Regions from separate parts of the Homo sapiens genome. Here region 1 is linked to region 2. A link is a loop called in an ENCODE intact Hi-C map of the cell type or tissue named here. Cell type or tissue: endothelial cell of umbilical vein. All regions are shown on one strand. Each heading gives the region's core, and the rest is flanking DNA. Links, peaks and the distances in the headings are about the cores only. Region 1 has its middle 7.2 kb from the start of TGM3. Region 2 holds the start of LINC03086 (long intergenic non-protein coding RNA 3086).

Region 1 (12,707 bases), core at 1,067-9,066, 82 kb before region 2:
TATGTTTTTTCAAAGTTCCTATTATCGATATTTACAAATATCAAGGTTTACGATGGACAAAGGAGTGAGTATATATTTTTTAAAGTGAGGCTTCAAGGATTCACGAGAGAACAGAAATGCCCCAAGGCTTTCCCCAGCATCACAGTGTGGAAGGAAGATTGAGCACCATGATGACAAGGTTGGGTCTTTAGAGAGAAGTGAGAATGTTTGATCTCGAGAAAGAGAAGACGGAATAGGCAGGTGGCTTGGAAAATTGAAAAAGAGAAATCAGTGTCCTTTCTCCGTCCTTTAGGCCCCTACAGCCTTTTGTACATCTTAGAACCTCTATTACCGTATGTATCCACTGCACTGGAACTATCTGTTTATATATGTCCCCATCTCCAGACTGAGCTCCTTGAAGGTACAGGTTGCATATCATTCAAATCTTCTTCTCAGAATCTAGCACAGGGCTTGACACGTGGCTGGAACATGCACATTCTTGAATAAGTGAATCAATATCACTGTAAAGATGGGAATCATAACTACCGATTTAGTGCTTACTAATAATAACTAATTGATTTAGTGTTTACTGTGGGCAGGCACTGGCTAAACACTTTACATATATTAGCTTTTCTCATCTTCATAGCAACCCTATGCAAAGGGGCTATTATTATTTCCATCTTATGGGGGACAGAGAGATTAACCTGAGTCTCCAACCACGAGATTCATACCCATATGTAAATGGCTCCAGAGCCTGTGTTTGCTTAACCTTGGAGGTCAGCGCCTAAATGAGGCAGCCTTTCCCAGGCCTCTGGGGCTCTAAGACAGCTGGCTGTGCACCCATGCCAGGCAGAATGGGATGCACTGTTGGCTCTGGCAGATGACTAAGAAAAGAGCAGAGGGTAGAGAGGGACATGGAAAGAGCCTGGACCCAAGAGGAGACTCATGTGTGGTCTTGGCTCCTACCACGGGCACTAGCTGTGACTCTGGGCGAGGCCTCATGACGCCAAGTTCATCCTGCCAGAAAGCTGGAGGACAGCTCCATGAATGGCATGGGATGAATGGGTGTGAAAGTGCTCTGTATGCTTCTGTGTGTGGTCTAAAGGAAAGGAGGGGTTTTGCTTATTATTGTGGTTGTTGCTGTTGGCCTGGGAGCCAAGGAAAATCAGACCCCGGGCACTCCTTTCAATGACCTGACAAGGAAAGCTGCAGAGGTGACAGGGAGGTGGTGCTCCCCTTAAAAGGGAACCTGAAGACACACAGTCTTGGCTCTGCCAAGTCTCCTCACCTCTCGTAGGCTTTGTTTCCTCAACTGTAAAACTGAGTGGAATTGCTCTGAGAATCAAAGGAGACAGCAAGTGTAAAAGGTTCAGCACGGCGCTGGGCACAGCCCAGTGTAAAAAGTTAGTATTAATAATATTATATTATTAGCCTGGCCGGGTGCGGTGGCTCGCTTCTGTAATCCCAGCACTTTGGGAGGCCGAGGTGGGACCTTGAGGTCAGGAGTTTGAGACCAGCCTGGGGAACATGGTAAAACCCTGTCTGTACTAAAAATACAAAAATTAGCCAGGCATGATGGTGCGTGCCTATAATCCTAGCTACTCGGGAGTCTGAGGCACGAGAATCACTTGAATCCGGGAGGTGGAGGTTGCAGTGAGCCGAAATCGCACCACTGCACTCCAGCCTGGGTGGCAGAGTGAGACCTTGTCTCAAAAAAAAAAAAAAAATCATATTATTAGCCTGAAAGGCCCCGAGTGCCACAGGTTTTGCAAGGGGTCCCACGGGTTTGGACAGTGGTGTCCGACCACTGACCACCTGGTCTTCTCTAGGAGGGTCTGTAGCTGGTCTTGATCCCAGAGTAATGTAGTAAAAAGACCCCTGAGTTGGAGTCAAAAGACCTGGATTCAAAGCCAGGCTTTGGAACTTGTCCACTGTGTGATGTTGGCTGAATTCTTTTACTTCTTTGGCCCTCGGTATCCTCATCAGCATGATGCACACACCTTCCAGGGCTGTCATGAGGCTGAAAGCCATGGTGACATTGCGGGTATGATGCTCCTCTGTAGACAGGCTAGTGTTACACAGCCAGCTTCCCTTCTACCCTCCACAGCTCCTCCAGCCAAGCTGCCTGTAGTCTTTGCAACTGACCAGCAGTAGGGCCCCAGTAAGAGTCTGCCCTGAGTTACTTAATGTTGGGTACTGGAGGATTGCACCATGGCCGCAGCCACAGCCCCAGCCTGCAGGCAGACTGTAATTTGCAGCTGTGTCACAATTTCAGCTAAATGATTTTCAATTCATAGGTGGAGCCACCCAGCTACACACAGGATGAAATTCCTGCTTGGCCACACTCTGCGCCTCAGACCGCAGTGAAGACGAAGCATGCAGATATGGGCTTTTAAAAGAAGCCAATTGATCACTTGCCTTTTCTCTCCCTCTAATTAAGGGATTTAGGGTTGCTGAAGATTTCACAACATGTGTAGAGACAGAGAATCTTCTGAGAAATCATCCAGCCCTTTCCAGCACGACACATGTCTCTTGACAACTCCTAAGATGGGGGATTTTTTTTTTTTTTTGAGATGGGAGTTTCACTCTTCTTGACCAGGCTGGAGTGCAATGGCACAGTCTCAGCTCACTGCAACCTTCGCCTCCTGGGTTCAAGCGATTCTTCTGCCTCAGCCTCCCATCTAGCTGAGATTATATGCACCTGCCACCACGCCTGGCTAATTTTTGTATTTTTAGTAGAGATGGGGTTTCACCATGTTGGCCAGGCTGGTCTCAAACTCCTGACCTCAGGTGATCCACCCGCCTTGGCCTCCCAAAGTGCTGGGATTACAGATGTAAGCCACTGTGCCTGGATGGATTTTACACTTCTCAAAGCAGCCAATACTTGTACTTGAGAAGCTCTGGCTATAACATTAATTTCTAGGATGGTTCTGTTTAAGGCCTATCTTCCCCCCATTTCATATGAGCTCCAGGAGGGCAGGGATTTTGTCTGTACCAGTCACTGTTCCCTCCCAGTGTTTTGCAGGTGGGCTCTCACAAAACTCAGGTTTGGCCAGGTGCAGGGGCTCACCCCTGTCATCCCAACACTTTGGGAGGCTGAGGTGAGAGCATCATTTGAGGCCAGGAATTCGAGACTAGCCTGGGCACCATAGTAAGACCTCATCTTTACAAAAAACAAACACATAAATGAATAAAAAAACTTGGGTTAAAGTGCACTAAAAGGACCAGAAAAGTCTTCCTTATTTGAACTGAACATTTATTTCCCTAGAGCTTTCACCCACTGACCTTCACTGCTCCCCTAGACACTCACAGAGACCACATAAAACAAAGCTGTCTTTTCCTTGGTCCAACAATGATTGTGTTCTCCCCCAAGTCTGGCAAATACTCTTTCCCTCCCAAAAGTTTTCACTTTTCTAGGTCAAACGTTCAGTTTCTTCAGCCATTCCTGGTGAGTCAAGTTTTGGAAGCCACCATGTTGTCCTCAACTATCTGTTGCCCTGTGGATTGTGCCATGTCCTTCCTCTGGGAAGGGAGCTTCAGTGGCTCCTCATGGCCTAATAGAGCCCCAATTCCTTAGTTTGGGTGTTGAGACCTTTCAGAATATGTTCAATCTTAATTCCATTATTTTATATTACTTTTTTTTTTTTTTGAGACAGTGTCTCGCTCTGTCGCCCACGCTGGAGTGCAGTGGCGTGATCTTGGCTCACTGCAAGCTCCGCCTCCCAGGTTCAAGAGATTCTCCTGCCTCAGCCTCCCGATTAGCTGAGATTACAGGTGCCCACCACCATGCCCGGCTAATTTTTGTATTTTTAGTAGAGACAGGGTTTCACCATGTTGCTCAGGCTTGTCTCGAACTCCTGACCTCAGGTGATCCACCTGCCTCAGCCTCCCAAAGTGCTGGGATTACAGGCAGAAGCCATCACACCCAGCCATTTTCTACTACTCTTACATGAACTCCCCTGCTCAGTGATACATGTCTAATTCTTTCTCCTGGAGCCCAACATGATGCTCCCTCACTGTACACCTGTTTGTAAAGTGTTCCTGCCTGGGACAGCCACCCTATTCCTTATGTATGCAGGTCTCATTGTCACCAAGTCCCAAAGCAAAGCTCCATTCCTCTTGAGCATCCCAGTGTGTTGTTGTGGAAAGAGGAGTTGTAGCAAAACAAGCAAACCCAGGTTTAAGTCTCAGGGACACAGTCTAGCTGTATGAACCACCTCACTGGGCCAGTCACTCAACCTTTCTGAGCCTAAGTTTTCTCCTCTGAAAAATGGGCATGATGATACCTGTCCTGCCCACCCTGTAGAGTGTCGTGTGGAATCATGAGATGACACAGGTAAAAGCCCCTTGTAAAAGACAAAATGCATTGACTTCTTACCTCCGAGCCTTTCAAACATGCCTGTGCCACCTGTCAGATGCCTAACTCTATTAGTGCCATTCCTAGGAACACCCTCAGAGTACAAGGTGCTCCGGGAGGTGAATACACGTGTCCATGTGGTGGGCCACCATTCCTGAAGCCATGCTCTGTGCTGAGAGCTCCACATTGGTCAATGTGAAGCCGCCCTAGGGTATAGGTATTAGCATTCCATTTTCTACATAAGAAACCAGAGGCTTAGAGAGGCTAATAAACTTGTAACACAGCCTACAAGTGGCCACAACAGGATCTGAACCCAGTTCTTTCTGACAGCAGAGGCCCTGGTCTTAACTACTATGCCTCACTATCTCTAATGAATCCTTCAATTCAGTGAAACCTGTGCCTCTGGGAGGCTCACAATTGGGTTTTTTGTTTAGGAGACTGTTGTTACGGATCCTGGTGATGATGATATTCATAATTCAGGGCTGAACAGGGAGGCAGGGCCCCTTGGGGACTCATATCAAAGCCTCAACTTTAATGTGTTTATGCCCAAATTTTCCATTTAGGCCCAAACAAATAAAACAAAATAAAACCCTGAAGGAAGAATAGACGTCTACAAGTCCCTTATAAATCACGGCAGTGCTCGTTTCGTAGAATGCCTGCTAGTATGAGGCACTGTGTACGTTAACAGACCCCGAGTCCTTGACAGACAAGAAGAAAGAGAGCTTAAAAGACAAACTGATAAGAATTCAGAGGAGAGATTGATGGTGATTATGGAGATAAGAAAGGGCTGTTTATTGAGGGGGAGGCATTTTAGGGAAATACTCAAGGAAAAGATCATAGAGAGAGGCATCCCAGGCAGGAGGGAGAGTGAGGGAGGAGCGGATGGAGCCCTTCCTGGGGAAAGGCTGCCAATGAGTTTATCTGGAGTACTCGGTGCCTGGGGACAGCGGGAAAAAGCTGCATACGTCTGGCTCCAGCTTTAAGCGCGCAGGGGACACTCAATCCTCAGGAACCAGGAAGGTATAGCTGTGTGCAGCCCTGGCTCAACACCTAAGGCCTCTGGTTGGAAGGATTGGGTTAACTGCCAAGTTGTCACGAGGCCATTTGTGACCACGCAGCCGAAAAACCAAACAGAGAGAAGAAAAGCCACAGCCTATTGTCTGTGGTCTCTGAGGCCACAACCTGGAGGGCCAAGTTGTGGCTTGCATAAAAGCACATCAGAGGGCCGGGTGCGGAGGCTCACGCCTGTATTCCCAGCACTTTGGGAGGCTGAGGGGCATGGATCACTTGAGGCCAAGAGTTCAAGACCGGCCTGGCCAATGCGGTGAAACCCCGTCTCTACTTAAAGTACAAAAATTAGTCGTGCATGGTGGCGCATGCCTGTAATCTCAGCTACTCGGGAGGCTGAGGCATGAGAATCGCTTGAACCCAGGAGATGGAGGTTGCAGTGAGCCGAGATCGCATCACTGCACTCCAGCCTGGGCGACAGAGCGAGACTCTGTGTCAAAAAAAAAAAAAAAAAAGAGAACAGCAATGACAATGGGCAGGTCACTGGGATTGTGTAAATTCTCAGAAAGGAAATGGACCAGAGAAGTCATCCAACCCAACCTCTTCATTTGACTAATGAGGAAACCCAGGTCTACAAATAAAAAATTTGCCCAAGTTCACAGAATAACTGACCCGGATCCCAGAGCCGGAAGAGAGTGTAGGAGTCATTTTGTCCAACTTCCTCCTTTTACCCATGAAAACACTAATGTCCAAATCATCTGGAATGAGAATGCAGGCTTTCCAGCTCTCTGTGTATGGTTCTTTCTGCTATGTCATTTTAGTCACTTCCTTTCTTTCATTTGAGAAACACATCTTAGAAAGTCCTATGGGGCCAGGTATGCAAGGTTAGGGAAATATTTTTCAACATGATCAATAACAGCAAATGTTGTTGTTAACATAGTTAAGCATTTGTACAATAAGTACAAAGCTTGCTTTATACTCACCGTTTTATCTGATCTTTACAAGGCTCCCAGGAAGCAGATATGAATATACCTGCCATTTTACAGGGAGAAAGTATATGCCCAGATAGGTTGTCAGCTCTTTAAAGACAATGTATTATTTTATTAATACTTGTTTGGAAAAAGAAAAAGAAAGCTTACTTTTCCTTCTTGTTATGTCATTTATGCATATTCATTATAGATACTAGAAAATAGAGCAAAACAAAATCATAGCATACAAACCATTTGTATTTTGTTGTACGGCATGCTAGGGGTTTCAAGTTCTTAGACTCAAATTTAAACTTTTGGATTCCAAATTTCATGTTCCTTCTCCTTCACCTCATGTTAGACACTAACAATTATAAATTTTAGTGGGGGGAAATGATTAAACCACATGTCTGCTGCATGCTTTACAGCAACTTGTACATATCGTACTTGGCTTTGTTTTTGCCATCAGAAATAGTATAAGCCGCTTGAGTATAAACGCAATTTATGAAGAAATCGAAAGGTTTGGGAAAGGGTGAAGGGCTACCCAGGGGAGTGTGGTGAATGAATGGGGAAGGCAGAGCTGGGAGTCTGATGGCCTCAGGATCCCTCTCTAACCCACGCCCTGCGGCTCACCCACTGGTAGATTCAGAACAAGGTGCTTCCTGTGCGAGCCATTTTCTCAGTTTACTAAAGTGACAAGAGAACTGAAGGCTGAGCATGGTAGCTGGCTGGGCGTGGTGGGTCACGCCTCTAATCCCAGCACTTTGGGAGGCCGAGGCGGGAAGATCACAAGGTCAGGAGATGGAGACCATCCTGGCTAACACGGTGAAACCCCATCTTTACTAAAAATACAAAAAAAAAAAAAAAAAATTAGCTGGGCGTGGTGGCGGGCGCCTGTAGTCCCAGCTACTGGGGAGGCTGAGACAGGAGAATGGCTTGAACCCAGGAAGCAGAGCTTGCAGTGAGCGGAGATTGCACCACTGTACTCCAGCCTGGGTGAAAGGGCGAGACTCCATCTCAAAAACAAAAAACAAAAAGTAAAACAAAACATCAAAAAAGCAGTTGGTTTACCCAGGCCATACCTCTAGTGGCTCCTCTCCCAAGGTAACTGATGAGTAAACAGATTTTCCACTGATGTCTCAAAGAAAAAAAAGAGTAGAAGGAGAGGAAAACTATTTATTCTGGAGTCCATTCATCCTACTACTCTATGTTTATTATGTCGTTATAGGCTAAAGCTCTCTTTAGACATTTGGGGAAATTTAAAACAACACATTTTATGGAAAGCAATTTGTATTAAATCCTGAAAAGTGTAAATTTACCAATGCATATACTAGGATGATCCATAACATTGGTTAAAGAAGTATTTTAGAAAAATGTAAGCAATCAATAATAAAAAATTTATTAAAGTGTGACAGATCCACACATAATCTATGCAGATACTTTAAAAATATATAGATATCTTAATTATTTGACACTGAAAGATGTTCACAATATCTTTGTACAAGAAATTGCATGTATAAATGAAGATATTTAAATAAATATGTATTGATGTGATACACACACACACCTGCTCCACAGGAAAAAGTATCTAGTTCATATTTATTAGAATATGAACAGTGGTCTATGTGGTGTGATTAAGACATAATTTTTATTTGATTCTGTATGCAATTCTACATTTCTTCTCTTTTTTTATGATGGGGACATGTTTTTATAATCAGAGAAAAAACATATTTCCCTTTTAAAAACATGATACTAACACAGAAAAACATTAATAATATGTTGTAATATAAAAAGTAGATTTAAAAAGTTTATTTGTAGTATGATCCAGTTTTGATATATCTTTATGGCAAATGTAGGAATTTTAAAAGCATAGAATGTTGTGCAACAAAATACAAATGGTTTGTATTCCTTGATTTTGTTTTGCTGTATTTTCTAGTGGTTTATAATAAATATGCATAAGTTATGTAACAAGAAAGAAAAGTAAGTTTTCTCTTTCTTTTTCTAAACAACTATTAATAAAACCAGATTTGTGCCAAAAATAAAGATATAAAATAAGATAAATATGGTCTTGCCTTTAAAGAGTTGACAACCGAAAAGAAGAGATGAAAGCAAAATGTATGTGACTAAAATATGCAAGAAGGCTCAGTAGGTTTACCTATTGAATTGATAAAAGATTCATGAAAGAGACGACATTTGGGACAGGCCTTAAAAGATAGATATGAATAAACAAAAATTGGAGGAGTCCAGGTGCAGTGGCTCATGCCTATAATCCCAACACTTTGGGAGGCGAAGGTGGGAGGATTGCTTGAGGCCAGGAGTTCGAGACAGCCTGAGCAACATAGCAAGACCCTGTCTCTGCAAAAAGACAGGTGAGTGTGAGTGGTGGCTCATACCTGTAATCCTGGCACTTTGGGAGGCCAAGGTGCATGGATCACTTGACGTCAGGAGTTCAAGACCAACCTGGCCAACATGGTGAAACCCCATCTCTACTGAAAATACAAAAATCAGCCGGGTGTGGTGGCACACACCTGTAATTTCAGCTACTCAAGAGGCTGAGGCAAGAGAAATGCTTGAACCCGGGAGGTGGAGGTTGCAGTGAGCTGAGGCCATGCCACTACACTTCAGCCTGGGCTGTGACAGAGTGAGACTCCTTTAAAAAAAAAAAAAAAAAATTAGCCATGCCTGGTCGCATAAGCCTGTGGTCTCAGCTTCTCGGGAGGCTGAGGGAGGAAGATTGCTTGAGTCCAGGAGTTCAAAGCTGCACTAAGCTATGATAGTGATACTGCACTCCAGCCTAGGCGATAGAGCGAGACCTCATCTCTAAAAAAGAAATTGGAGGGAAAGGGATTTGTATCAGAGAAAAGGCATTCCTGCAGCAATGTGAGTATGTCCAGGGAGCAGCATACACAAAGGGCTTGGTGACATATCGCCACCTCCCTGATTCACTTCCTGCCGCACCTACCTACTGTCATGCTTACTACCAAGCTCTTCCATATCTTTTCAAATAAGGCAGCTATGAAAAAGTGCAAAGTATGCATTTTCCATTCTGATTTTATCTTATTACATACTGAATTAGGTAAATAAAAATGGATTCAGCACTAGAGGACTTTAGTGAATTATTTAATAGTTTGAGAATGTATTGGCTGTTGGCTGGATTTAATTAGAAATTTTGGTCTTCACCAGATGGATCCAACACTAAAGGCTCTTTAAGTCTCAAGGACAAAGTTGGAATTTCCCATGCAGTAAATTTAGATCTTCGTTTCATGCATCCATAAAGACAGCTATAAATTTCAGAGGCCCAAGGCTTGTCCCAGCATAACATGGGCCTTCACAACAAGTAAATAAATAACTTGAAACTGGAAGGGTGACTTCAAATGATGCTACCACCCTCTCTACTGGAAGACAGTGTGGACAACAACAGGAAGTGGAGGATGTCTGGGAAACGTCTCTGGTCACCTCTTTGGAAAGCAAAAGTCTGGAAAGTCCAAACAAGGTTTGCTCTTAGAGATATGGCAATATTTATAGGACTTGTACACAGGAAACATGAAAGGAAATGGAATTATTCCTTTATGTTCCTTACAATATGAGACCAGATAAGTTCCTAGCCACTCTCTACTTTCAACAGGCCCCAAACACTTGGTCTCTCCTGACCTTCTACACTGTAGCAAAGTGGCTGGGAGGACTTCCTCTGGCTCAGAGTCTCTGTCCTGAATGTTTACATCTTGGTAAAACTGTGGCAGCAAGTTAGATACCTGAGAACTTAGAGTCTAGCTAGACTAGATTCTTGGGTCTGTCACTAACTCATTTGGAGACCTTGGGAAATGGTTTGGCCTAAGTCAGTAGGTCTCAGCCTTTGCTTCAACCTTCACATTATCTCATGTTCTATATGTGCTCACCAGAAACACCTCTCAGGCCAGGTGCTGTGGCTCATGCCTGTAATCCTAATGCTTTGGGAGGCCTAGGTGGGAGCATCACTTGAGCCCAGGAGTTTGAGGCTGCAGTGAGCTATGATCATGCCACTGTACTCCAGCTTGGGCAACAGAATGAGACCCTGTCTCTAAAACAAAACAAAACAAAAACATCTTTCATTAGACATAGATTGTCAATGAGTGTGGCCACCTCCACGCATTTTCTGATTCTCACTGAGATCTCTGAACAAGATGATCTTAGTGTGTTTCACGCATCCCCCTCCTTGCACTTTTAAGTCTTAGGATTCTAGATATAAATTCTCATCAAAAGAGCTTTGAAAAAAACAGGCTCCTACACAATTATGCTTGCATATACTTAGAAAGAAAGATTTAAAAGAAGATGTTAACAGTTGTTTTCTCTGGGAAAGGAACCTAGGGGCCTAATTGTTAAGGAAAAAAAGAGACTGACTCTTCACCGTATACCCTTTATTTTATTTTATTTTATTTTATTTTATTTTATTTTATTTTATTTATTTTATTTTATTTTATTTTATTTTATTTTATTTTATTTTATTTTATTTTATTTTATTTTATTTTTATTTATTTATTTTTTTTGGGAGAGGGCCTGGCTCTGTCACACAGGTTGGAGTGCAGTGGTATGATCTCAGCTCACTGGAATCTGCACCTCCTGGGCTTAAGCAATCCTCCCACCTCAGGCTCCCAAGTAGCTGGGACTACAAGTGCATGACATCATGCCTGGCTAACCTAGTAGAGAAAAATAAAATAAAATTAAAAAATATTTTTAAAAAGAAAAAACAAAAAGGGAACCTCTGGAAGAAGAGTATGGCTGAAGTGGACCTACAGGCTAAGTAGGTAGACAACTAAGAAGGTCTGTTTCCTCCCTTATTCCCTCCCTTCCTTTTCTAAACCTCTTTACTTTCTTGGAAATGACCTTCAGTGCCTGCCACGAACCAGCCACCATGATTGAGTGGGTATTAATTCAGTTTCCTGTACTTTAGTCATTCACACAGCACCTTCTTGAGTTTTGCCACATCTGCCCACCAGCTACATCATAATTAACTTAAAGTTTTTCTTTAAATTAACTCCCTTTCCCTTTTTTCTTTAACTTACCAGCTGGGCGCGGTAGCTCACACCTGTAATCCTAGCACTTTGGGAGGTTGAGGCGGGTGGATCACCTGGGGTCAGGAGTTCGAGACTAGCTGGGCCAACATGGCAAAACCCCATCTTTACTAAAAATACAAAAATTAGCTAGGCGAGGTGGTGCGTGCCTATAATCCCAGCTACTTGGGAGGCTGAGGCAGGAGAATCGCTTGAATCCAGGGAATGGAGGTTGCAATGAGCCAAGATTGCCCCACTTTACTCCAGCCTGGGTGAAAGAGCGAAACTCTGTCTCAAAATAAATAAATACATTAATTAATTAACTTACCTAACTACTTTAGTCTTGCACTAATCAATAACATTCATAAAATGATTTGGTTTGTCAATTATTTTTCTAATGCCTATGAAACTAAACATTGACTATTAGAATTTAAAATGTCTGCCCCCGTGTCTGGGTTACACGTGCCACACTCTGGAATTCACTAGCAATAACTCATTCGGTCCCTGCAACTACTCTCTGAGTAGAAATTATCTTCCTCATCCTACACATGAGAAAACTAAGCTTCAGAGGGGTTAAGTAACTTGCCCAAGGAGACAAAACTAGCAAAGGCAGAGTAAGACTTAAAACCACTCTTGTCTCCAAGGCCTGCATTCTTTCTTTTTATTTTCTTTTTAATTTTTTTTTAGACAGAGTCTCACTCTGGTGCGCAGGATAGATTGCAGAGGTGCGATCTCGGCTCACTGCAACCTCTGCCTCCCAGGTTCAAGTGATTCTCCTGCCTCAGCCTCCGGAGTAGCTGGGATTACTGGCGCCCGCCACCACCCCAGCTAATTTTTTTGTATTTTTAGTAGAGACAGGGTTTCACCATGTTGGCCAGGCTGGTCTCGAACTCCTGGCCTCAAGTGATATACTCACCTCAGCTTCCCAAAGTGCTGGGACTACAGGCGTGAGCCACCACACCCCGCCCCTGCATTCTTTCTTCTAATATTGCCCTAAAGTGGAAGGAAGGGAAAAAAAAGAGTAATACAAAAATGAGACCCGTCCACAGAGGTTCAATGCATTTGATCCAGCCCACTGGTTCAGGCCCTGCAACAAGCCAAGCCCCAGCATCCATTCTTGCCTCCCTGGCAGATGTCTTGCTTCCTCCACCACAAACAAGTCCTGTGTGGTGCGAACTTGGAGACTGATTTGTGTTTGCCAACTGGTGGCTTTGCTCTGAGCGCAGATCCCCCCGCCATGGCTCTGCTGGTGCCAAGGCTCCTAGAAGCCTTTCTAAGCCTTGCCCTTTCAGGTTCCTAACCCTGCCTTCTCACTCCACCATCCGTCAGATCCCACCTTTGTGCTACCTTCCTGCCCAGGCAGACAGGCCA
Region 2 (12,707 bases), core at 1,764-9,763:
CTGGCCCTAAGCCAACACATATGTAGCCTCTGTAGCTGCCACAAGCTTCCTAGCTGCCTCCTCTAGGCTCTTCCCCCCGGACTCCTCCACTGGCGCAAGGCCCCCACCTTCGTTTGTGCCCACACAGGAACTATCTCATCTCCTTATAGATCAAGACCCAAGAGGCCCAGTTTTAAAACTTCTGAAACCCCCTAGGCTGCTTCAGTTTTTGGTCTGGGGAAACGTGGTGGTGGGATACGCTAACCTCATCTCCAGGTCACACGCCTCCAAGGGGAAGTAGTCAACACCATCAAGATCTACAGGATAATACTTTAATTACGAAAAGCACAAATTATGTATCATTGGAACCAGCAAACACACAGTAGCAGGAAGGATGCTTGCTCCCAAGGCTCTTCAGTCATCAGAGGACACACTCAAGCCCCACCTGAGTCTTCTCCCCATTCCATCGGCCATCCCTGCTCAGGATGTGGTACCAGGGCCATTCCCAACAGCCTCATCTCAGTAGACTCCAGTTTGTCTAATTCTCCTTCAATGGTGCTCCTGGGAGAAAAGAGAAGGCTGCTAATTTTCATGACACAAACTCTTCTCACAGCATGGAACCACCAAGACATCAAAATACACCAGCTGCCTGAATCTGAAGCGCAGCCAAACAGAAATGAGATTTTTGTGGATGCTAATAGGCACTATGCAGCCTTAGCACCAGGGATCATTTGCTCTAGTTCTAGATCCAACTTGTGTGACTGTGGGCAAGTGACTGTTATGAGAAAGCCTCAGCTAAAACACCCTCCTGGTCTCAGAGCTTCTGACATCACCCTAGAGCAGTTCCTCCTCCATCGTGAAAAGCAGTTGAATTGGCAAACTGTGACTGTGACAAATGTCTCAGTAAACAGCGCCCTTCATCCAGGTGCACAGGCCCAAGCCTTGAGGTCACGGTCGATTCCTCTTTCTCTCCCACCCAACATAGAACTCATTAGCAGAATGTGTAAGGTCTGCCTTCGGAATGCATCCCAAGTCCAAGTGCTTCTCACCTTTCTTTACTATGCCAGTCCAAGCTATTGTCACCTCGCACGTGGACCCTTCTAAAAGCCTCCTTGGTCTTTGCTTCCACTCTCACTCCCTAAGTTCTATTCTCTACCCAGTAGCCGGAATGTTCCTATTAATCAAGTCTTGTCATTCCTCTGCTTTCACCTCTCCAATGTCCTCCCATCTCCTTCTGAGTAAAATCTAAAGTGCTTTCCATGGTTCCGAGGTCCTGGTAATCTAGACCTCAGCCTCTTGTCTACCTCCACTGGCTCTATCATTCCCTCCTCTCCAGCTGCTCTGGCATCCTACCTCAGAGACTCTGCACAGCTATTTCTTCTGCTTAGAACATTCTTCCACCATTTATCAGCCCTCACTTCCTTCAGCCGTCTGTTCATTCTACATCCTTGGAGAGGCCCTGCATGGCACATATTTTACTGTCTGTCTCCTCCTACTAGAATGTAAGCTCTTTGATGGCAGGATCTTTATTTTGTTTCTTGCTCTATCCCCAGCCCCCTAGTAAAGTGTCGGAGAATGTGCTGAATGAATGAATAAACACTGCAAATGCATAAATAGCTTGCTCAAAGTCCAACAATGTTGCTGACTGGCTTTCAGAGTCTCTACTGAGGAATAAAAAGAAATTTGTTCTTCAGTATTCCAGAGATGTCACAGGGCTCACTTTGGTTGAATCAGAGGTAGGATGCCCCAAGTTCTACCTGTTTAGGTAGTTATTCTCCCCAGAAACAGCTCCTGGCAGGATGAGGGAGTCCTACGAATTCTAAAACCCCCACAGAACAGTATTTAAAAAGTACTAAATTAGAGGTTTCTAAAGGCTTCTCTAACCCAAAACTCAAATACAGTGAGTGGATCAGAAGAAGCAAAAAGACCTTCCTTGGTCTGTCCTTCCCCTACAGCTGCTACACTTCTCTGGAAGTGGCCACAGAGGGACAAAAGAAGGAATCTGATGCCCTGTGACATTATCACCCTGATAGAGTTGCAGTGCTAAACTCTGATTGAGCCCTGCTGTTTCAGAAGTGTAATGTCAAGCAATGCACTAATGAGATGAGGAAACTGCATCAAGGAAGCCAGCTCATCCTTGGGGAGATGAGAACACACTGCCTGACGTCAGCATGACACCCAACTCCTATCTTAGCACAGGCTACAGATATTATGCTGCTGTCAGCTTCATTACGGAAACAATACAGAAATCTGCAGCAGACATTACTCCCAGCTTCTGGACTGTGAATCAATGACACCAATGCTTCAGGAGCCAAATTGGAAGGCTAGACAAAGTCATCAAACTTGAGGATTCAACAAGGTAATGGGACTGAATATGGTTTCTGGCGCAGAGCTGCTATTAGTCAGGGCAATGTGAAATTCACTGCTACTAGAGCTTCCTGGGTGGATTCACTCATTCATTCAACAAACATTTGCTGGCAATAAAGAGATCTGCCAAGCAATAAAGAGAAGAAAAAGACTACAAAAGATCACCCTGCCTTTTGTGAACTAACAATGTAATAACCATGATGACAGTGCTAAAAAAGAGCAGCCAGCTGGGTGTGGTGGCACATGCCTGTAATCCCAGCACTTTGGAAGGCCGGGGCAGGAGGATGGCTTGAGGCCAGGAGTTTGAGACCAGCCTGGGCAACACAGTAAGACCCCATATTTATTTATGTATATTTTTAAAAAGAGCAGCCAACATTTTTTTTTTTGAGCACTTGTCCTAGCAGGTACCGCTGGATTCTTTTTTTATTTGTTTGTTTTTTATTTTTTGAGTCAGAGTCTCTCTCTGTCATGCAGGCTGGAGTGCAATGGCACGATCTCAGCTCACTGCAACCTCCGCCTCCTGGGTTCAAGTGATTCTCCTGCCTCAGCCTCCTGAGTAGCTGAGATTACAAATCTGCACCACCACGCCCGGGTAATTTTTGTATTTTTAGTAGAGACGGGGTTTCATCATGTTGGTCAGGCTGGTCTTGAACTCCTGACCTCATGATCTGCCTGCCTCGGCCTCCCAAAGTGCTAGGATTACAGGTGTGAGCCACCATGCCCGGCCATGCTGGATTCTTTAAGTGCAAGATCTCACGCTATCATCACAACAGCCCGGAGTATTACTGTCCTTGTTTTGAAGATGAAGAAACTGAGGCTCAGACATTGATTCAAAATCACAGCAGGGCTCAAATCCCCTGACTATAAAAGCCAATGCCCATAACTGCTAGGAAACACTGCTTACTCTAACCTAGTGCATTAACCTAAGTGGGATAAATAGGGACCTTACACTCTGGTGAGTGAAGGGAGGTTTCTGAAAACAGAAAGAAGGCCAGGTGCGGCGGTTTATGTCTGTAATTCCAGCACTTTGGGAAGCCAAGGAGGGAAAATCCCTTGAGCCCAGGAGTTCAAGGCCAGCCTGGGCTACATAGAGACACCCTACCCGTTCCTACAAAAAATGAAAATATAATTAGCTGGGCATGGTTGTGTGTGCCTGTGGTCCCAGCTACTAGCGAGGTTGAGGTGAAAGGATCACTTGAGCTCTAGAGGACGAGGCTACAGTGAGCTGTGACTGTGCCACTGCACTCCAGCCTGGACAACAGGGTGAGACCCTGTCTCCAAAACAAACAAACAAAAAACAAAGGGCCAGGCACAGTGGCTCACACCTGCAATCCCGGCACTTTGGGAAGCAGCCAAGGCGGGCAGATTTGAGATTAGGAGTTCAAGACCAGACTGGCCAACATGGTGAAACCCCATCTCTACTAAAAAATACAAAAATTTAGCCGGTCATGGTGGTGCATGCCTGTAACTACTTGGGAAGCTGAGGCACAAGAGTTGCTTGAGCCGGGGAGGCAGAGGTTGCAGGTTGCAGTAAGCCAAGATCATGCCACTGCACTCCAGCCTGGGTGACAGAGCGAGACTGTCTCAAAAAAAAAAAAAAAAAAAAAGAGAGAGAGAGAGAAAGAGAAGAATATGGTGAATATGATGTTCTTGCCAATGGAAGAAGTCAGTCCAGGAGCCCAAGTCTGGGAATCCATAACAGGGGCCGGATTACACTGCAAGCAATAATGAATGTAGCTGCCAACATACATTTTATTTCCAACTGAGAAATAAGAAGGCCTCAGAGGGGAAAATTCACTTTCCCAGACTTTTTAGTGGGGTGGAGGGGTAGAATCATTCTCATTTGACCCCCGTACATCTTGACATTTCTACTTATTAGAAATTAAAGTATAAATTAAGAAGCTTACTCTCCCTTCTCAGAATCCCATAGCTTCTCATCTGTAACTTCCTCAAAGCACCTGCCACCTTCTCCTACTACCCTGGAGAGTTGCTGACAGATGCTAATTTAGTTTTACTAAATATATTACCTTACCGGAAAGGCTAAACATGCATAATAGATAATACCAGCTACCCTTTGTTGAAAGAGGCTTACAGATGGATGAGGAAACAGTGACCTGCCCAAGTAGCATTATCAAGACCAAAATCCACCTGACTCACAGCCCAGTGGTCTTTTAAGGACACGATCCTGCCTCTTCTACAGAACCATGTAAGACGCTGAAAAACTTTGGGAAATAAAAGGAGAAATGCAGGCAAATGTTTCTGTAATCCAGCCAGAGACTAAGAGTCCTTGTAGCAGGACAAGTGCAATCCTTTCCAACCTCACAAGGCAAACAGACGATAATAGTTGTCAAAAGACAAAAATTACAAGAAATTTAGTTTAAAATCTTAATTGGCTTATATTTGCATTCTAGAATCAGCCGATGCCTCGTTCTATAAAACAGAATGAGTGCTCTGATGAGCTGAGCTGAGGAGGCTGGCTTTATAGACAGAAAAGGGCTGAAGAAAGCAGAAACACAGAACAAAAAGCGAATTGGTTGTTTCAAAGTTATTTTCCTTGTAAAGGTTAAAGCAGAGAGGACTTCCTCATCATGCCAGCTAAAGCTGGTTTACTTGGGCATTTGGCTATATTAACTGTCTCTCTCTCCTAATTTCTAGGAAAGTCAAATAAGCAACTTAGTTTCAGCTTGGTGGCACGGAACTTCAGCATAAGTGACTCCATGTTGGGTTGATCTGTTGGGCATAGTGCAGGAGCTCAGTCCAAACCAATAGCCTCTTATAAATTTTATTTAACATAGTGATAACAACAATATGACCATGGTAATAATAGAGGCAGCTTACTATGTGCCTGGCACCATTCTAGGGACTTCACAATCTTTTTTTTAATGTCCTAAGTTCTTGAAGGCAAGGGGCTTTACAAATATTAACTACTGTAATTATTATAACGGTATTAAGTGGGTACTATTATTATCCCCACTTTTTAATGAGGCAAGGTTGAGAGGTCAACTAACTTGCCCCAGGCAAGCCCATGAGCACTTCCCACGTGCTAGAAACTAAGTCCAGAAATTGTACTAAGTACGATTAACTCGTTTAATACTCAAAGCAATCCCAAGATACCTGCTATCATTATCAGCACTTTCAGAGGGAACCAACAGAGCTCAAGGCAGCCTGAACCCGGAGCCCGCGCTTAGCCACCAGCTGCGTGGCTGCGGGCAGGGCGAGCTGACCCAGGCTGGGTGCGCGTGGGGCGGGGGCTGGGTAGAGATCTGTTCGCTCGAGTCCTCAGCAAGGGCCGCACTGGACGTCAGCTCTGAGTGTGACCAAGGCCCCCGGCTTCTCCAGATCTGGACGCCCCAGCCCGGGAGCTCCGTGCCAGCGAGCCTCTGAGCATCGCGGGCCGCTACTGCCCCCTGCCGCCGCCCGGGCCTTGCAGGGAGAGCTTGCCCGGAGCAGAGGCGCACGGCCACCGGGCCCCGGCAGCTCCCAGCCACGACCACCCAGAGACCCCGCAGAGGAAGCGGAAGCCGCCGCCCGGCACTTTCTGAATTCCCCTCTCCGCCCTCAGGTCCCTGCGGCCTCCCGTCACCTGCGTCACTTCTCGTGGGCTGGCGGATAGAGCCCGGCGGCTCCCCCACCCACTCGGCTCGCAGCCCACGCTCCCGACGCCCGAGTTGCCATGGTGAAGGACGCGGGAGAAACGCCGGAAGGGGCACGGACCCCAGGGAGAGCGCGGAGGCGGCCACGCGGGTCCTTCCTCCACCTGGGCCCAGGCACTTCCGGTCTCGTAGGCGTCGGGGAAAGCTCTTTGCGGACTTCGCTGCGGGCTTAGGACCTCCGACATGAAGGGAAGCGGGGGCTGGAGGACGCAGAGACTCTCCCTGGGCTGCTCGAAGGCCAAGGCTGTAACGCGGCTCCGGTCCTCGTTTTCCCGCCGTCGGTGCTGGCTGCCTGCAGTTGCCATGGTGACGCGGGCCGCGGGGCAGGGCAAGGTCCCAAGTCGCGTGCAGTTGCTCCTCGCCGTCGCCACTCTCCTGCCCCAGGCTGTGGGTAGCAGACGTCAAAAGAGATACACCAGAGCGCGACCCGGACTCAGGACCGCCCGGGTGGGGGCTGCTTCGGGCATTGGACACACTTCCCGGGCGCCTCGTGACCGCACACTCCTGGCCTCACACCTCGGGGTGGGTTTGCACGAGGGGGGGCCGAGCCCTGTCGCTGAGCGACACTGACCTTCTTAAGGCCACCTAGCTTTGGGTACAATGGATGTCTCATACTGAATTTTAATCAGCTTCTTACTGGAGGACATTAATGTTTGTTCAATCTTCGTTACTACAAAAAATACTAGAGTGGAGTGGTAATATCCTTGTATGTACGTGCACACGTGCAACTTTCTCTGTAAATTTCCAGAAGTAAAATTTCTATGTCAAAGGCCACATGCAATTTTAATTTTCATGAATATGACTAAATTGCTCTTCAAAGACACTAGCAAATTTACATCTCCACCAAAACTGGAGTCCGATAATTTTAATTAGGATTATATCAACAGCGATGAACTGTTGCAAAAGAATTTTCCAGAGCATTTTCCATTAAACCAATTCTTTGATCAGTTTTTTTTAATACAACATAGTTAAATAGTATCCATATCCATTTTTATTTTATGGAAATTGTCTTTACTGAGTGATTCTTTTACATATAAATTTCATGATAAAGATTTTACTTCTTTAAAATTTGTATGTCGAATTTTACTTTGGTTTCCATCATTGTGATATTTTGTATTTCATGCTTATTTTATTGAAAAAGAAAAAAAAAAGGGAACCCCGACATTCAGAAGCTAGCCTGGCATCACAGGTCCACCATGTTATCCTCCTATTGTACGTAGCGTCACAAAATAACAACCTCAGATATGGTTACAGAGAGCCTGATAAAGTGAGACATAGCAAATCTACTTTGAAATTTTGTCTAAGCACAGACAAAAACACAGTCACTGTGCCACTCACAAAATACCAAACACCCGTCTTGGAGAAAATGAGTGACTGCTACTTCTTTTTTTTTTCTCTCTCTTTTTTTTTTTTTTTTTTTTTGAGTCAGAGTCTCGCTCTGTCGCCCAGGCTGGAGTGCAGTGGCAGGATCTCGGCTCACTGCAAGCTCCGCCTCCCAGGTTCATGCCATTCTCCTGCCTCAGACTCCCAAGTAGCTGGGACTACAGGAGCCCGCCACCACGCCCAGCTAATTTTTTGTATTTTTAGTAGAGATGGGGTTTCACTGTGTTAGCCAGGATGGTCTCGATTTCCTGACCTCGTGATCTGCCTGCCTCAGCCTCCCAAAGTGCTGGGATTACAGGCGTGAGCCACCGTGCCCGGCCCCCTGCTAACTAATTACAGTTTTATCTTTCTTCTAGTTTGCCTTCTCTATAGATTAGATTTATTGAGATACCCAATCATGGAATTGGCTCCTGCTTCCTGACCACTTCCAATCTAGGGCGAATCCAACTTCCATAGGCCCTCCTTAAATTACCCATAAAAGCTCAAATCCAGTAATAGGTTCTTTATAACACCTCTTTTCGAAGATACCCCCCCATAGTTCTGTCATGGTATGTACTCTCCCTCAGTGCAACCCAACTTGTTCAACTATAGGTGTGTCCTGGTGGTCTTTGGCTAAAAGGCATTGACACTAGCAAGTTCTATTTTCTTTTCTTTCTGAGACACGGTCTCACCCTCTTGCCCAAGCTGGAGTGCAGTGGCGCCATCAGGGCTCACTGCAGCGTCAACCTTCAGGCTCAAGCAATCTTCCCACCTCAGCCTCCCAACTAGCTGGGACTACTGGCATGCACCACCACGCCTGGTTGATTTTCATTTTTGGAGACAGGCTTTCACTATGTTGCCCAGGCTGGTCTCGAACTCCTGGGCTCAAGGGATCTGCCTGCCTTGGCCTCCCAAAGTGCTGGGATTACAGGCATGAGCCACCATGCCCAGCCGCCATAGTTCCATTTCCTTTGGCAAAATTTTGTGGGTCCAAAAATCTGTCAATGGCAGTCCTCTACAAATGTTTAGTAAGGAGCAAATTTTACGTGGGCAGTCTGTTTTAGTTTGCATTGATTATTTCAACCAGATCTGATTTCCTTTGCTTCTTGTAATTTCCAGTGTTACCTTTAAGATGTGAGTCTTCTGAGTTCATAACAAATTTCACAGGTGCCATCTTAACCATTGTCAGTTTTATTTTGTATGATTTATAGACAAATCATACAAAATAAATGACTACCGGTGATAGTCATTATGAATCAGACAGAAGGTTGATAATTTTTTCATCTGCTTCTTGACTCAAGAACCTTCAGTAGGGCAGTGATGTAGGACCTGGATACGCAGCAAAGTAAAAATGATCTGCTTCAACCGGCAGGCTTGCTGTGTGCGCCATGCCCTTTACCAGGCACTGGGAACACAGGTCCTGCCATGAAAGTAATTCACAGTCTAATCAGAGCGATATAGGAGCTGGCTGGCCTCAACGTGCCAGATGGATGAGAATGAAAAGGGCCTTCCAAATGGAGGAAACAGCCAAATGCAACGAGTTTATTTATTCATTAAATATTTATCGAGTACTTACTTTGTGCCAGGAATTGGGCTGAGCATTGGGGATGCAGGAATGAGCATCTTCCATGTGGCCCCTGCTCTCCAGAAGCTCTTGGTCTGGTGGGGGAGATGCATATGAAACAATCGCTCCAGTGACTGCAATGTGTAATAACCACTGCAGAGAAAATCCAGAATTCTGTGGGAGCCTGGGACAATGGTAACCTGACAAGTGGGGGTCAAGGAGAGCTTCACTGAGAAACTCACTTTTAATCTGTGTGAAGGATGAGACAGACAAAGAGGAGGTTGTTCTTGGCAGAGGACACAATTCATGCCCTGAAGTGGGAAAAGACTTGACCTTTCTCATGGGATGAAAGCAAGCCAGTGTGGCTGGAATGAAGTGGGTTGGAGGAGGCTGTTGGAGTATGAATGAGGTGGACCGATATCTGATCCTGCAAGGGCTTGTCCACCATCCTAAGTTGTTTGCGTCTTAATTCAAAAGCAAGAAGTCAGGGAAGAGTATCAAGATAAGGGGTGGGGTGATTAGATTACAAATGCATTTTACTATGTCTATGGGAGAATGGATTGGGCGGCGGCAGGGGGGATGATAAACATCATGGAACCAATAAGAAGGAGAACACTGTAGTTGTTTACGGGAGCAACAATCACAATTGACCAGGTAGCACTCAGAGGAGGGAAATATCCATTGGAGCACTGAGGGTGGAAATGAGATTAGAATGGATTGAGGAGTGTGTGAGGTGAGGAATATCGGTGAAAAATATGAGAAACAACTGAGTTATGGACTGAATTGTGCACCCCAAAATTCATCTTAACTCCTAATGATTTTGAATGCCACTATATTTGGAGATAAGGTCTTTAAAGAGGTAATTAAGGTTGAATGAGGTCATATGGGTAATGACCTCATATTGACCTCATCCAATATGACTAGTATCCTTCTAAGAAGAGAGACACCCAGGGTGCACACACAGAGGAAAGACCATGTGGGGATACACTGAAAAGATTGCCATCTGCAAGCCAAGGAGAGAGGCCTCAGGAGAAACCAAGCTGCCAACACCTTGATTTTGGATTTCCAGCTTCTGAAACTGTCAGAAAATACATTTCTGTTGTTTAAGCCACTCAGTCTGTGGTATTTTGTTATGGGAGTCCTGGCAGATTAATATGAACCCAGATGTCCATATAATGAACAGTTGGGAAATAAATTATAATGCATCCATACTATGGGAAAGAGTCTTACCCTAAAATATGCCCATGCAAGTTCAAGACTTTGACTTTAAAAGGAGTTTAATTTCCATTAAATTTCTTTTCTTTGGCTTGTGAGGATTTCACTGCATTAGCAAAGACTGCTATTGAGCCTCTGGAGCAGCCTCCACATGGTCTTCTCTATGGTGACATAGTTGGTGCGGGTTGTAAGTAACAGACTCAGGCATCACTTGCATTGTTTCCTTTGTCTCTCTTATACTGCTTTTTAAAAAAATTTTTATGACTTTGAGAATCATGTGTGTATTTTGTTTCTGAAATTGTGCAGTAACTGTGTACCATCGGTTGAAATAGTAATTATCTTTTCCGTTTATGAAAATTCACCCTATGAATTTTCTTAGGAACAAACTAACCTTGTAATGAGAGGGATGACTGCGGAACTCTATGCAAATATTTAAAAGAATAAGGTAGGGAAAAATGAGGTAGAGCTAAATATAGTGACATGAAAAGATGCCCAAACCATATGGCTGAGTGAAGAAAAGAGGTGTATGTAGATTATGAAGCTTTTTTTGTTTTTTGAGTTTGTTTTTGTTTTTTTAGACAAGGTCTCATTCTGACTCCCAGGCTCGAGTGCAGTGGTGTGATCATGGCTCACTGCAGCCTCAATCACCTGGGCTCAAGCGATCCTCTTACCTCAGCCTCCCAAGTAGCTGGGACTACAGGCGCATGCTACCACGCCCAGCTAATTTATGTATTTTTTATACAGATGGGATTTTGCCATGTTGGCCAGGCTGGTCTTGAACTCCTGGCCTCAAGTGATCTGTGCACCTCGGCCTCCCAAAGTGCTGGGATTATAGGTGTGAGCCACTGTGCCCGGCTCTCTTTTTGTTTTCTAATACATATAACTATTTGTTAGTAGATGCTTAGGGGAAAAAAATCTGGAAACAGATACAGCCAATTTTTAAAGTATTGTAAAAATCATATCATTTAGGGGTCTCGGTTTTGCCAAATGAGCCCTGTTGATGAGTTGATAACCTCCTCTAGCAGGGAAACTGTAACACATGGTAATACACCGAAGGCCAAGAAGTCAGTGAAAGAGCCACGGGCTACCACTCTGACGCCCCCATGCTTACCACCCATGACACATGACCCAGTGTGGCCTTTGGGGTCAGGCCATGTAGCAAACACTAGTAAAACTTAGTATCTCTCCTAGTTTCAAATAAACATAACCATGAATATAAGTCCTAATATTTTCTCATCCCAATGGACCATCTTGAGCGAACACTGATATTTCTATAACTCTACAGATAGAGCACTCTACAAATGGATTGGAGGGTGATTCATTAGCATAGTATGTATATGCAATCAGAATACAATTTTGTGTATAAAACATCCACTGTGTATGATTCAGGGAACACAATTGTTCCGAGAAAGGAAGCACCAACACTATCAGGTATTTGTTTTCTGAGAAAGGAGGAAGATAGACTTTGATGATCTCTAGGATGACTTCCCACTGACTCTCTAAAACCCCTGGACCTCTCTAAGCCATTGAGGAAGCAGTTGAAGTGGCTGTAGTGGAATGAAGTGGTCTCTTTAAAGAAAATTGTATCCAGAGTGACTGTTAACCAGTGTGATACATGGCAGTCTTTGAAATAAATGTCTTTAAAGTCATTCAGTGTGATTCTATGTAGCTCTTCCACATTGAAGATGTTCTGTTTTATAAAAACTTAAATTTAATAAAAGAATTTAATAACTATCCCCTTATGATACATCAAATATTACTTTTCAGACTTTTAGCTACTTCTCCTGGAGGCAGAGTTTCCATAAAGAAGTCTCAGCTAAATGCTAAGCACTGTTACCAAGCAAAGAAATGAAAATTGAACATCGCCAAAGCAATTGTGTACATTTTTGGAAAATAATTTTATTTGTCAGAATGAAATTCACAGGCCTTTTAAGCAAAAAGTAGGCACATGATTAAAATGGCATTGAATTAGAAGAAAAAAGTTAATCAAGCAATCTTTATTGAAACCGTCTGTGCTAAGGTTTGTGAAGGAAGCATTGTAATCCTGGCTGACATTTATCATGACATTTATTGTATCTTGTGCCAAGCGGACCCAGATCAAAAGGTGGGTTATCTGTGCAGCTGCCCAAAGCACTAATCCATAAGCAGCACTGAAATGTCAAGGGAACAAATGGGAAATTGGTGCCAGTTACCTGAGCATTTCACAGGATTCCTTCAAAGTTGGCAAACTAAGTGGTTTCACTCCCACCAATTGTAGGCAGCAGATTCGAGTGATGTGACAGGGAGTAGGGGTGTGTTGGGGAAGGGGATGAGGTCAGAACTTTCAAGCTGGGACTACCGGAAGGTGGAGGAGGAGCGAGCGTGTGGGGACATCAGGCACAAGGACAGCGGTGCAGACAACCCCATCCCAGGTGATGAGGGGCTGGAGCACAGGGAACCTGGGAGAGAGGCGCCAGTGAGGTCGGGCGGTAGTCGGAAGCCACAGGAAATAATTTTAATATTACCTGAGCTGTGATGGGAAAACATTGACGTTTTCAACAGGGAAGTGGCATGAGCTGACTCACCTT

Evidence for each region. Peaks named below come from ENCODE experiments on the same cell type or tissue, not always from the same donor. Only the 100,000 strongest peaks of a DNase experiment are listed, where the experiment ranks them.
Region 1: it touches region 2 in a loop (11-fold over the local background); 3 of 110 quality-filtered maps call a loop at or near these places.

The regions. Positions count from the first base shown.
Region 1 is chr20:2,282,399-2,295,105 of GRCh38, reverse strand. No RefSeq gene overlaps it. Among named protein-coding and RNA genes, the nearest start is that of TGM3, 7.2 kb to the left of the region's middle. In endothelial cell of umbilical vein, for the core only: no CTCF peak of the experiment used is centred there; a DNase peak (open chromatin) is centred at 6,035; H3K27ac peaks cover 1,012 bases.
Region 2 is chr20:2,200,742-2,213,448 of GRCh38, reverse strand. LINC03086 (long intergenic non-protein coding RNA 3086) reads right to left here and starts at 6,521. Exons shown (of 2, transcript NR_161305.1): 1 at 5,930-6,521; 2 at 298-540. It overlaps LOC105372502 (a long non-coding RNA gene), which reads right to left. Exons shown (of 3, transcript XR_937202.3): 2 at 12,705-12,707; 3 at 12,024-12,578. RefSeq lists enhancers at 6,128-6,247, 5,930-6,430. In endothelial cell of umbilical vein, for the core only: a CTCF peak has its summit at 5,756 (motif pointing left); DNase peaks (open chromatin) are centred at 2,118 and 5,728; H3K4me3 peaks cover 904 bases; H3K27me3 peaks cover 526 bases.